Regions from separate parts of the Homo sapiens genome. Here region 1 is linked to region 2. Evidence: chromatin contacts called from ENCODE Hi-C or POLR2A ChIA-PET data. All regions are on one chromosome and are shown on one strand. Each heading gives the region's core, a stretch centred on a gene start or an enhancer-like site at or near the end of the contact. The rest is flanking DNA. Distances are from core to core; before and after follow the strand shown.

The links. Hi-C counts contacts between places; a loop is a spot of excess contacts on that map. ChIA-PET counts read pairs that join two places held with the same protein, here RNA polymerase II (POLR2A). Pooled maps may share reads with other maps.
Region 1: a loop to region 2 is called in a map with no recorded cell type, with 4 times the contacts of the local background. The contact joins two enhancer-like sites. A Hi-C loop is called at or near these places in 1 of 37 single-sample maps with no recorded cell type and 2 of 50 pooled maps. POLR2A ChIA-PET finds 5 or more read pairs at or near these places in 1 of 52 experiments (WTC11).

The regions. Positions count from the first base shown.
Region 1 is chr16:51,565,200-51,571,568 of GRCh38, forward strand. No RefSeq gene overlaps it. Among named protein-coding and RNA genes, the nearest start is that of HNRNPA1L3, 77 kb to the right of the region's middle. Within about 2 kb of position 4,457, at least 2 of the 41 ENCODE cell types and tissues checked have a DNase peak (open chromatin) inside an H3K27ac peak, as active enhancers do.
Region 2 is chr16:51,242,202-51,248,201 of GRCh38, forward strand. No RefSeq gene overlaps it. Among named protein-coding and RNA genes, the nearest start is that of SALL1, 94 kb to the left of the region's middle. Within about 2 kb of position 1,995, at least 2 of the 41 ENCODE cell types and tissues checked have a DNase peak (open chromatin) inside an H3K27ac peak, as active enhancers do.

The DNA.
Region 1 (6,369 bases), core at 3,207-5,706, 330 kb after region 2:
GATCTAAATCACTTTGGAATACAGTGTTCTCACTGGATACTATCAGGCTAAAGGCAAAAGGAACCGCACACAAACACCGTACTCAGTTGGCAAATGTGTTTTTCACAGGGGAAGGGTTAGCAATTCCGAAACTATATGTATAGTAGCACTGGACAAATAGTAAATATATTGTAGATAATGAGAAACAGGTTTCCCATGGTCGGAGGAAGAAATTATAATACAAATGAGGAAGTGAAGAAAGCTAGACTAAACCCTGTGGTGGAGACTTAGAGTCAGAGCTGTTAGTATAAACTCATGATTTTAAATACATATGTGTGTATATATATGTATATATATGCAGATAGTTCAATAACAAAGTAAACATAAATATGTGTGTACACATGGGCTAGTGTTTATATATAGGTTTACATTTCCTAGCTCTATCTCCTTAGAAGACATAAAAACAGTAATGTCCCAGTATCAAGCAGCACTCCTAGCACTTAAATATCATTCTCCAATAAAAGAAACCAAGGCTCCTTGCAAAAGTGGTTGATTCCTGGGCTAGGGTAAAAAAAAAAAAAAAAAAAAAAAATCAAGATGAGCCTGGGGCATATTGTGGTGCCATAAAGCAATGAGTTAGACAGGAAGACTAAGTTCTAGTGATCTATTGCATGGCATGGTGACCCATAGTTATTAATACTGCATTGTATATTTCAAAATTGCTAGAAGAGTAGATTTAAATGTTCTCATCACAACAAAAGACAAGCTAGAGGATATGTTAATTAGCTTGATTCAGTCATTCCACAATGTATACTTATATCAAAATGTCACATTGTACCCCATAAATATATATAATTATTATTTGTCAGTTAAAATTTTTACAAAAGGAAGTACTTTAAAAGAAAAAAAAAGTAATATGCATGTTAAAAGGGCAGAGGAGACCAGGCATGGTAGCTTGTGCCTGTAATCTCGGCACTTTGAGAGGCCTAGACAGGAGGATGACTTGAACTCAGGAGTTTGAGACCAGCCTGGGTAACATAGTGAGACCCCTAACTATACAAAATTTTTTTAAAAAATTAGCCAGTTGTAGTGGTATGCATCTGTGGTCTCAGCTACTCGGGAGGCTGAGGTGGGAGGGTTGCTTGAGCCTGGGAGGTTGAGGCTGCAGTGAGCCATGATTGACTGTGCCACTGCATTCCAGCCTGGGTGACAGAGTGAGACCCTGTCTCAGAACAAAAACAAAAACAGCAGGAGGGCACAGGAGCCAACCTGAAAAAGTTCCCAATGATCTACACGATTGGGGAAAATTTCAGCAACAAAATAAATAATGATGTGATTGCTATAACCTAAAGAATAAAATATCCTTGTGTCTCTACTGATAAACAAATAATCAAATAAATAAAAACAGCAGAAAATACACGTCTTCATTACAGAAAAATTCCAATTAATAGACAGAAAGAAGCAAGAAAAAGAAAATCACCACCGGAATACCTCAGTGATAATTACTGCAAGTAAGATCTACTGAGGGATGTTAAAATTAGTGAGCAAAAGTTTAATGAGAAGTAGGATATTTCTCATTAAATATCTCTCCCCACATATATTTATTAATTGCAAAGAGAAAACAGCAACTTTACAGTGGAGCAACCTGGCCGTCACTACCTAATCCAAGTGATCCAGGTTAACATCACCAGTGATGAGACATCATCACATGCCTGCAGGTATAGAGCACTTTGCCTTGATGGCATTCTTCCCATAAAGGACAACCCTAGTCTAGTCATGGAAGAAGACTATATAGTCTCAAATTGGGGACCATTATACAAAGTAATTGGCCAGTACTCTTCAAAAGTTTCCAGGTCATAAAAGACAAGGAAATACTAAGTTGCCATAACAGATTGGAGAAGAAAATGAGGAAAATTAAGTGCAACGTAGGATCTTGAACTGAATCCTGGAACAGAAAATGACATGAGAGGAAAATCTTCAAAAAAAAAAAAATCCAAATCAACCCTGTAAATTAGTTAATAGTATTGTACTGATGTTAATTTCTCATATTTGACAAATGTACCTTGGTTATGTAGGATGTTAATGTTAGAAGATGCCAGATAAATGGTGTATGGGACTCTCTATACAATGTTTGTAGTGCTCTGTTAACTTAAGTCATTTCAAAATAAAAAGTTTTGTTTTCAATTTATTTTTAAAAATTATTAACTTATCTGTTTTAGACACAAGGTCTTGCTCTGTTACCCAGGCTGAAGTGCACTGGCTTAATCATGTCATTTCATCCTTGAACTCCTGGGTTCAAGCAATCCTCTTGCCTCAGCCTTCTGAGTAGCTAGGACTAGAGGCACATGCCACCATGCCTGGCTACTTTTTTTTTTTCTGTAGAGACAAGGTCTTGCTATGTTGCCCAAGCTTGTCTCAAACTCCTGGCCTTAAGTGATCCTCCCACCTCGACCTCCAAAAGTGCAGGGATTACAGGTGTGAGCCACTGCCCCTGGCCAAAAGTTTTGCTTTCTTAAGCTACTACTAGTCAATGTTTGGTGCTGGCAAAAGCATCCTGAAGTAATACAAAGGTCTATTTTGGAATCTGGTTGTGGTGACAAATACAACCTGACTGCATTGTTGTAAATTAGGGGTACAACTAGGAAAACAGAATTTTGGGGGGCTCCTATAGGGACAGTCAACAAAAACTTCCTAAAGTGGAGATATAAACATTTTATTCAGTGGTAGAGAGTGAATTAGGTCTTCTTTATAATTTTCCCCATCTCTAAGTTTATATGACTCATTTGTTGTATTTGCAAGTGGGACCCACTTGTTTTGCAGCCAACACTTACACTAATTTTTTTTTTTTTTAAATGGATCGGAATCTATTGTAGGAGGGGGAATGGTAAGCAGTGGAATGTAAAACGCAAACCAATCTATAGTTTCCAAAGGGCCTAGGGAGGCTGCCAAAATTAAAGTTGGCAGCAAACAGTTTACTAAATCTCTAAAGAAGAAAAAAAAAGGTTATATTACAAGTCCCATAAATATTCTAAGAGTGGTAGGTAAAGTGTGTTTAATACTGATGAACAAAGTTTTAGCATGTATTGGAAAAACAGTTTCTAATATAAAATTACCGACAACTGGAAGTTATCTGCAAAATTTTATACCTAAGTACTTGCAGATGTAATTTATTTTTCTGACAGCACCGCCTGTGTAATGAAAGTTGCTTTTAATAAAACATGAATGCAGTTAGGTTTTGCCAATTAGGTTCAGAGGAGTTGTAATCAGTCTGATTCAAGTTGATACGTAGCTCCTTAAATTCAGCACTGACCCATAGAATGGCTTCAGAATTTCTAAAGTGTTTGTGAAAGATGAACTCCCAAAGCTCCAACTGCCCAGGCAGAAGGGAGGTGGTCCTGGCCAACTCAGGACAGATGCATCCCAAAGGGACTACAGTGGTCGTGGCTATAGAAAGCCATGTGTACTGGGTTGGGTGTTAACACAAGATTACAACTGACATGAAAATAAGCCCATTCTCCATTTCATTTTATTCATGAAAACATGAGCAAACGTCTAATGCATGCAAACATCTAATAGCCATAGATCAATTATCATTTTTACACAATCAGCCAGAAGACAAACCCTGGTTCCTTCTATGTTAGCACACTTCTTGATGCTCGGTGAGATTTCAAGATCTATAAAGACATGTCCTGTCACCTTGAGCACCTTAATAACCTGTCATCAGAAGAAAAAATGCAACAAAATGAAGTTTTGGGGTCTAGAATGAGGTCATCAGTATTTTGAACTTTTCATTTGGGTCCCTGAAGTCTTATATTCAACAAATATTTGTTGTTTAAATATTTGCAAAACATAGAGGTCAAAAGATTTGAAGCATTAGTTGGACTCAGCCAGAGACCTGTTTCTAATAGTTGCTATGTTTTCATATTTAAAAACAGTAATAATAATTATTGCCCTGCCTAACTTATTGGAATGTTGGAATGACACAGTATAATGATTTTAAGGGAAAGTGCTTTGAAACTTTAAACGCACTATGCAAATGTCAGTTACTGGTAAGTACTGGGAATAAAATAGAGGGCTCCTGTCAGTCGGAAATCTTATAGGTTGGTTGAGAAGGATGGTTTTTTGCCTCTTGGGTTTCAAGTTCCCTGCTAGGTCACAGATTAAAGCATTTCATAGGCATGATCTCATACCAGTCCCACAAGGATGAAGAAATTGATGCCTGGGATAGTGCAGACACTCAGGTGAATGGTTGAGATAGACTCTGATACTGCATCTATTTTGCTCCAAAGCTCATCTGTTTCATCTGATGACTTCATTTGCTCCCTCATGAAGCCAATTAACAACAGAAGAACCTAGAAGTGTTCTGCATAAATGATGCAGACATAAATACCGTGGGGATATCAAGGCATTGCCTCCCCAGAGCTGTGGTTAAGTGCACACTTTGTCAGCTCTTCCTTCTCTGTTCCAGCCTGCACAGAGTTGGCAAGAAAAGTTAGTATTTTCTTGGTATCTGCAGCTGGTACTCCCCAGACAGGAACTGAAACACGCCTAATGGTGATTCATTCATTCTCAACTGAGTTTCTTCTTTCCTGTACCCCAGGGCACTTCCAGGTTCTGGCCCTGAAACGGAAGTCTATGTGTGAAAGAGACACACAGAGGCAGCTTCCCAGCTATTTTCATCTCAGCTGGCTTGCCAAAGCCCCATTTCAAACCTCTCTCCTCCCCCAAAGTCACTGGAATATCAATCACAGTAAAGGCGTGTTGCATTCCTTAATGGTAACTCCGACTCTTGGTTTGGCATTTAGATAATGTCCCTACTATCTGTCCCTTAAGCAGACAATAGGGACAAAAGATGGAGACGGGTTGGTTCCCTGCAAAATCAGAGACTATAGTGGTAAATACATTTTATTGTCTTTTAGCTTGTTTGGCTGAAGCATCTTGAACCCTCCTAGAGTTGGCACAAAGCATTTTTTCCAACTTGAAAAGCATTTTTTGTTAAGTTTATTTTTATAGGTTTGAAATCATACTTCTTGTTCAGTGGCTTTTGAGGGACAAGTATGAATAGCAGGAGACAATGGATTACAGAAATATTTAAATTGGCATGAACAGAATGTGAGCTGGAACTAGGATGAGGCGAGTTGGAAAATTATGATATTTTGTATATTGAGTTTCTTTGCATTAATTTTAATTTAAAAAATTATTGCATTAAAGTATTATTGATCTTGATTACTAGGTATTTTGGTACCTCTGTAAAATTTGCACCTTGGGCAAGTATCTTACTGGCCTCAACCTAGTTCCGTCCCTGCATAAGACACGTTTATTATGCTACCCATGGACCTGTGGACTTCAGAAGACATTTTGTGGCTCCCTTGAGTCAACTCAAACAGGGCCCTGTTGGAGCAGGATACTACCTCCCTCTTCTCCAAAAAACGACCCATGCTCTGCTTTCATAACAGAAAATTATTCTGCATGTCTGCTCTGGGGTATAGAGGAAGAAAGTATGCCATCTAGGCTCTGTGCACGAGCGCGTTCAAGCCGGCATTGCTCAAACTTTAGCACGGATATCAGTCACCAGGGACCTTGTTAAAAGTGTAGGTTCTGATTAAGCAAGTCTAGGATGAGGCTTCAGATTCTGCATTTCTAGCAAGTTCCCAGGTGATGCTGATGCTGCTGGTCCCTAGATTATATAGTCCCTGGTAAGCCAGCGACTATAGCAGTAAATATATTTTATTGTCATTTAGCTTGTTTGCCTGAAGCATTTTTAACCCTCCTGGAGTTGGAATGAAGCATTTTTTCTTACTTGAAAAGCATTTTCTGCTGAATTTATTTTTATAGAACCTTTGAATAGCAAGGGTCTACAAACTGGTGGTTCATGGGCTATGTCCACAAACATGGTTTGTTTGGACCAGATTTTTTTTTTTAATTAGCCAGATAGTCACCTATTCTTTAAAAAACCTCTGGAATATCTAGTAGCCTTGGACCAGCCTTTCTGCATAGTAATGAAAGGCTAGAGAATGGTAGGAACTTTTTTTTTAGACAGGGCATAGGTCCTATATTTTCCTGTAATCCTCACCACATGTATGCACAATGTGAACTTACTTAAACTTCTCCACTTTATTTGTTATTGGTCTGGACTACATAGGCCTTTGAATTTTGCAACCTCGATCTCCTATTTAGTTTGTCAAAAACATTGACTGGTATTCACTCAAATCAGAAACAAGCATATTGATATTTGTTGACTCTTATTCTCAAGCATTGGTCTATGTATTTTTGTGGCATTATTACCAACTTACAGCATATCCAAAGGCTATGTTTAAAATTAGCCTCATGAACAAGAGGAAACAGCAGTAAAATTAACTCTCTAAAAGGCTTAGACCTTACTGACTTGGA
Region 2 (6,000 bases), core at 745-3,244:
ATGGTAGGTTCAGTTGTTGAATGAATGACTGGGTGGATGTATGGAGGAAGGGATCTGGGTTACAGTCCTGGATCTGCTACTGATTTGCTATGTGCCTTTGGCCAAGTCCATTCTCTTTCTAGGCCTCAGTTTCCCCACAGGCTCAATGCTGGGTGAAATCACTCCTGGAATTCCACATTTATGTTTTAGGTCGTTATGATTCCTAGGACAGCAGCCACATCTCAGGCTTCAAAGGAGGTTAGGTAAGACAGCTGAAGACCATGCTGTTGGAAACCTGAGACTGACAGTTCCAGGATTCATGGCAATTAATTTGAAATTCTCAGATCTGGTTCTTTTCCCAACCCCTGAGACTTAGTAGGATAGGCGGAGGCCAGGATGTTTCCTATTTGTTAGCCACTGCATTTATGTGAAGTGCTGCCTTCTCCTGCTTCCCTCCCTTTCCCTTTAGGGTGTGTGTGGGTATCTGGGTGCACATTCTGGGAGTGGTTCTCTGTGGCATGTGGTACATGCCCCTTTCCTTGTTTTCCTCCTGATCATGTTAGCTGTCCTCCTCAAACCCTGGCACAGCCTGCTCTTGGCAAGGCAACACTGTCAGTCATTTACACCTCCCTGGAGACTGACATTTCTCCTCTCCCTTCCAGAGATATTTATAATTAGCATGTCCCATGATGAAGCACAAGGGTTGGCTGGTTCTAACCTTATAGGTGGTTCCTGACTTACCAGTCGTGTGATGTTGGGCAAGTTATGTAGCCCCTTTATGGTTTAATTTCCTAATCTGCAAAATGGATATAATGCTAGTAATCACCCCATTAGGTTGTCGAGAGGTTAAATGAGTTAGTACAGTAAAACACTAGGACAGATGGTGGTGCACACAGCACACACATCACAGCCATTAGCCACTGTCCTCATCCTGTAAGTACCTGGTGATGCCTGACTTGAGGTCTGGGCTCTGTGATGGAATACTGCTCAGCAACAAAGAGGACTGAACTGTAGATACAGACAAGGGCTTGGATGGATCTCAAAGGCACTATGCTGAGAGAAAGAATCCAGTCTCAAAAGGTGACAAACTGTATAAACCTATTTATATGACACTCCCAAAAAACAGAGTTATTGGGGTGGAGAACAGATTAGTGGGGATTAGAGGTTAGGGACCAAGGGAAGGTTTGACTTTTTTTTTGAGAGTGGACAGGGTCTCTCTGTCACCCAGGTTGGAGTGCAGTGGTGTGATCATCATTCACTGAAGCCTCAAAGTCCTGAGCTCAAGCCATCCTCCCACCTCAGCCTCTTGAGTAGTTGGAATTACAGGTGTGCACCACCGTGGCTGGCTAAATTTTTTATTTTTGTAGACATGGGGGTCTTGCTTTGTTGCCCATACTGGTCTCAAACTCCTGGGCTCAAGCAATCCACCCACCTCAGCCTCCCAAAATGTTGGGATTACAGGCATGAACTACCACGCCTGGCTGGGGGTTTACTTTTTAATGGGAGATTTGGAGGTGATGGAATTGTTCTGTATCCTGATTGTGATGGTGGTTACATGATTCTATGTATGTGTTAAAATTCATAAAGCTGTGATCCCCCAAAAGTTAATTTTTTGTATGAATATTAAAAAAATTATAACTGGGTAAATGTTCTTGGCCTTTATTCAGCAGAACATTGTTACCTCCTTTCTCCTGGCAAGATAAAAAAAGAACACATCCTTAGATGTGTCAGAAAACAGAAAGCTCTCAACGTAAAGTGCCTCCCAGTAGAGAAACAAACCTCCACGTTTGAAACCTGCTCCAAACCACTCCCGGGCTCTGTAAAAAGGCCCAGGCAAATGAGAACTCCAGATCAGAACCTGGGTGTGGGGGAGCTATGTAGAACTCCGGCAAGCTATTTAAAGAGATTTAAACGCGCCGTTTCCTAGTTATTCTGAGGTGCAGCTATAATTGCTGTTCTTTCCAAATAAATCCTTCAGATTAAATGGATATCGAGTGTGTAAGTTCAATGATTGCTCACGGCACGCGAACCTTGTCAAAGTTCAGAGTGAGTCAGTCTAGATTAACAGGAGGAAGTTGGCAAACATTGTTTTAGTCTTAACACTATCATTTGGTGCTGGTGTTGAATGTTTACATTTTGGGGAGAGAAAACTCAGGCCAGATAAGGCAGCCTGGGGCCACACTTGGGAGTCAGGAATCTTGGCTTGGCAACAAGGTTTTGTAATTTAGGGGGAGTCCCTGCTCTCCTCTGAACCTCAATTTTGCCACCTGCTTTTTGGGAGTAGTGTGGTTGAACTCGATCTTTTCCAAGGATATTTTCTATCTGGTTTATGACTGAGAAGGTCTCCCTTCTTTCTACTTTTGGGGACATAGTTGCCCTTCTTCTTCTGCTAGCACCTGCCAGTGTGTGGCCTCTGTTTTAGGGACACCCCACCACGTCACCAAGACAATGCTAACTAGGTCTGTTTTGAATTTGACGAGCCTTCACCCATCTGCCTACCCAAAAGCACTTCTCTGAGCAAACTTGTGTACAAATGTCAACAGGCACCACAGAGCATCCGAGAAACATGCCCAGAGGTGCCGTTAGGAGGTTGGAATTATGAGGTGAGCAGTAAGAAGCCAAAAAATAAGGGAGCCACTTGAGCAGAGAGTATAAACATAAATATCCCCAAGCAGGCCCCAGCACTGGGTTTTTTATGTTGATGTTCTAATGTGTTATCCACTAAGGGCTTATTTACGCCGTTTTGGTATTCCCTGCAATTCATTTATCTGCATAAGGAAGAGGCGCTAACAGGACAGTTCCTCATGAACAACATCCCTATGTGATCCTTCATGCCCAGATCTATAATTCATGAGCTGATGGCCTGGTGGCAGTTTCCATAAAGGCCACGCCGGGCACCCAGTCGTTAACGTCCTCACTGTCATGCATGGAATCGAAATAAGCCCACTCTCCTTCTATTCATCACGACGTCCCCGACGTGTGGGCAATGATATTATCCAAATATTATTAAAACTTTGAACCCTGTCCCCATAAATTATGACCGAATGGCTCCATGGCCATTAGGAGAGGGGAATGTATGGGCTTCAGTTGCTGCCGAGTAATTATGTGCTTAAAAGGAAGCGTGGCTGAGCATCTCCCTAGTAAAAAAGAGAGAAGCTAGGATCATTTGTTACTGCTGCAGCGCTCGAAGCTGGACCGTTCAGGCAGGTCAAGTCAACCTTACAGAAGGACAATTATCTGCCTAGAGAGACCAAACATCTGTTATTAAGTATGTACAGGCATCAAGGCAACACGCTAGAAACCTTGTCCACTTCAAACACTTGGCGTATTCCACACAACACCCCCTTCGCGTTTTGTTACTGCAGCAGTCAGCTTTGAAATATGCCCTATCTTCCCTCCCCCGGCCCCTGGCTTTCATGTACCCTGCAGCTGCTAACGATGGTGTTGTAACTTTAGAAGAACCTTGCTATCTTTCTCTGGCTCTTTAAGTAATAATAATAATTTTTTGTAACTTTTTTTTCCTCCCAAACTTTCTTTTGCATTTATTAGCTATTCAAGGGGTTTTGCTGTGGCAGAGATAATATAGCATTTGGAAGCGCAAGGGAAGCCTGTGTTCACATGAGCAGCCGAATGGCTCTTTGATGCATGTATCGGCAGCAATTTGTAGGCTGGTATGCTGCATGGCAGAGAGACTGCTCTGTGTTGGGATTATAAAATGGGAAATAGAGTTTTTTCAGGCTATTGTTGTTCTCTAGACTGTGTGTATGTTAGAATGCTAGAAGAATGGGGAAAGGGACCCTAGAAATCAGGTAGGAGGAGGCAGGGGGCAGGTCAGAAAACAAGGCTACAGGCAAAGTGGGTTGAAACAGCAGGATGAGGACAATGGGGATGCCCAGGGAGATAACACTGCAATCACTCCGGCTGAGCACTTCCAGACAAGAATAAAGAAAGTGCAGTTTTCCACTCATAAAGACTCAAAGTATAATATCAGGTAAGGAGATTTGGGCCATGTTTATGGAGGAGGAAAGGCAAGACTCTCCTCTGCTAAGTGACGTAAAATAACAGGCCAGATTCCTTTCTTCTCGAGGAGAATGGAATCTCTAGCTCTTGTAGGGCCTTGCAATCTGAGCATCTTAAAGATATATGATGTCTGGATTTGCTTCAAAGTAATTCATGGTGGAGTGGGGATGGGCGGGGCTATAGATGAAATAAAATTGGCCCTGAGTTAATCATTGTTGAAGCTGAGGAACAGACACAGATTATTTTCAACACTTTTGATTATATCTGAAAATTTCCCATAATTAAAAATAAAATCCCAAGGAACAGAACTCTTTTCTGATGTGAATGATCAAGAGAGTCAGGAAAGAACCCATCTTCCCAGGACTGAAGTCTATAAACACAAACCAGGGAAAAGGAGCCGAGACTGGCTTGTTGGCATAGTACATGCTCAATGCTCTAATCCATCCCGTAAACATTTTTCCCAGAAAAACCTTCTTAAAACGCGATTTTTAGGTGTTTAAAATGCTGAGAAAGGCATCCCAAGTTTCCTTTGGAGAGCCAGCCCTTTTCCACCACAGGTTGCTAGATGGCGAGTGAGATTAATCTCCATCCCCATCTCCCCATTTCATTACAGGGGCAAACATGGGACCCAGGCCTGGCCCACTGGACCATCCCTTGGCCACGATGATTGGCTTAGGGGAGGTCATGTGATCCAACTTAAGCCAGTGAAACTCAGCTCTGGAGCTTCTGTTGAAACTATAGCTGAAAGACCAGCTTGTCAGTCCTGGTAGCCGTTTTTGCCATATTTGCTATCCTGAGAGGGGAATTTGCATGAGAATGAAGTTGTTCCAGAAGAAAGCATACATGAGAGATGGAGAAGTTGAGAAATCTGCCCCTGCATAATTCAGTTAAGTAAGTTATTTCTCCTTTTTCGCATGTTCAGGTAGAGCTGGATTTCTGTCACTTGCAATCAGAAGAGTCCTGACTGAGATAGTAGCAGAACAGTCTGAAGGTTACAAGGAGAAAACACTCAGCCCAGCTTGGGCAGAGGACTGTGAGCATCAGCCATGGGCTTGAGTGAAATGCTATGCCAGTGGCCGATAACCTGTTTCCTACACCCATGAGGAAATCACCGATGGACAAGGGTGTCTTTCCTGGTTAGCCCAGATGTGACCCCAAGTTCTTTTCCATTCAGTATTGCAGGCAGCCACTACGGATCAGTTGCATTTGGCACAAGGACAGACCTTGGGCACTGGAGAGAAGCCGGGGAGGGACCCTTTCTAGGGGGCCCCAGGGTGGCCAGTGCCACCACAGACCCAAGGACACTTCACAGATCTGGGTAGAAGAATTGAGGCCTCTAGGCTTAGGGGGCGCCTGACAAAGTCCTGGGGGCTGGGTGGGGAGGCCCTTAAACTGGGCTTCTTGAATCAAGGCAGAGGCTGAGTACTGCACCCGGGCTCTGAATACCATCTCAGCAGCTTCCCACCTGAGCTAACGGCTGTAGATGGGTGTGACTGGTACCAGGCTCCTTGAGGCTTCAGGCGACGTTTTAGCCTCCTTAATAGAGAAGGAATGTGGATTCTCAGAGCCACAATGCCTGGGTTCAAAGCCTGGGTTCAAAAACTGTCTTGGCTACTTTTTAGCTATGTGACTTGTCCAAGGTACTAAACCTGTCTGTTTAGGTTTCTTATCTGTAAAATGGGGATAATAATAACACCTCCTTGGATTATAGTGAATATTAAACTGGCGTTTTTTAGGTGAAGCACTGAGAATAATGCCTGGCACAAATTAAGTGCCATGTATTTGTTAAACAAGTACATAAATAAATAAAATCTCCTTTATTCTCAGGGGTTCAACTGGGGATTTTGCTGAGAGGTAAGAGAGTCAGTCCCGAATCACTTCTGCTATTTACCCCATTCATTCTCTTGCTTACTTTCCCATTGGTTCAGCACTGACCTTGGGCCAAACATAGGAATAGTTTTATCTCCAGACAACCTCTTCAGATTCATTTTACTTAGATGG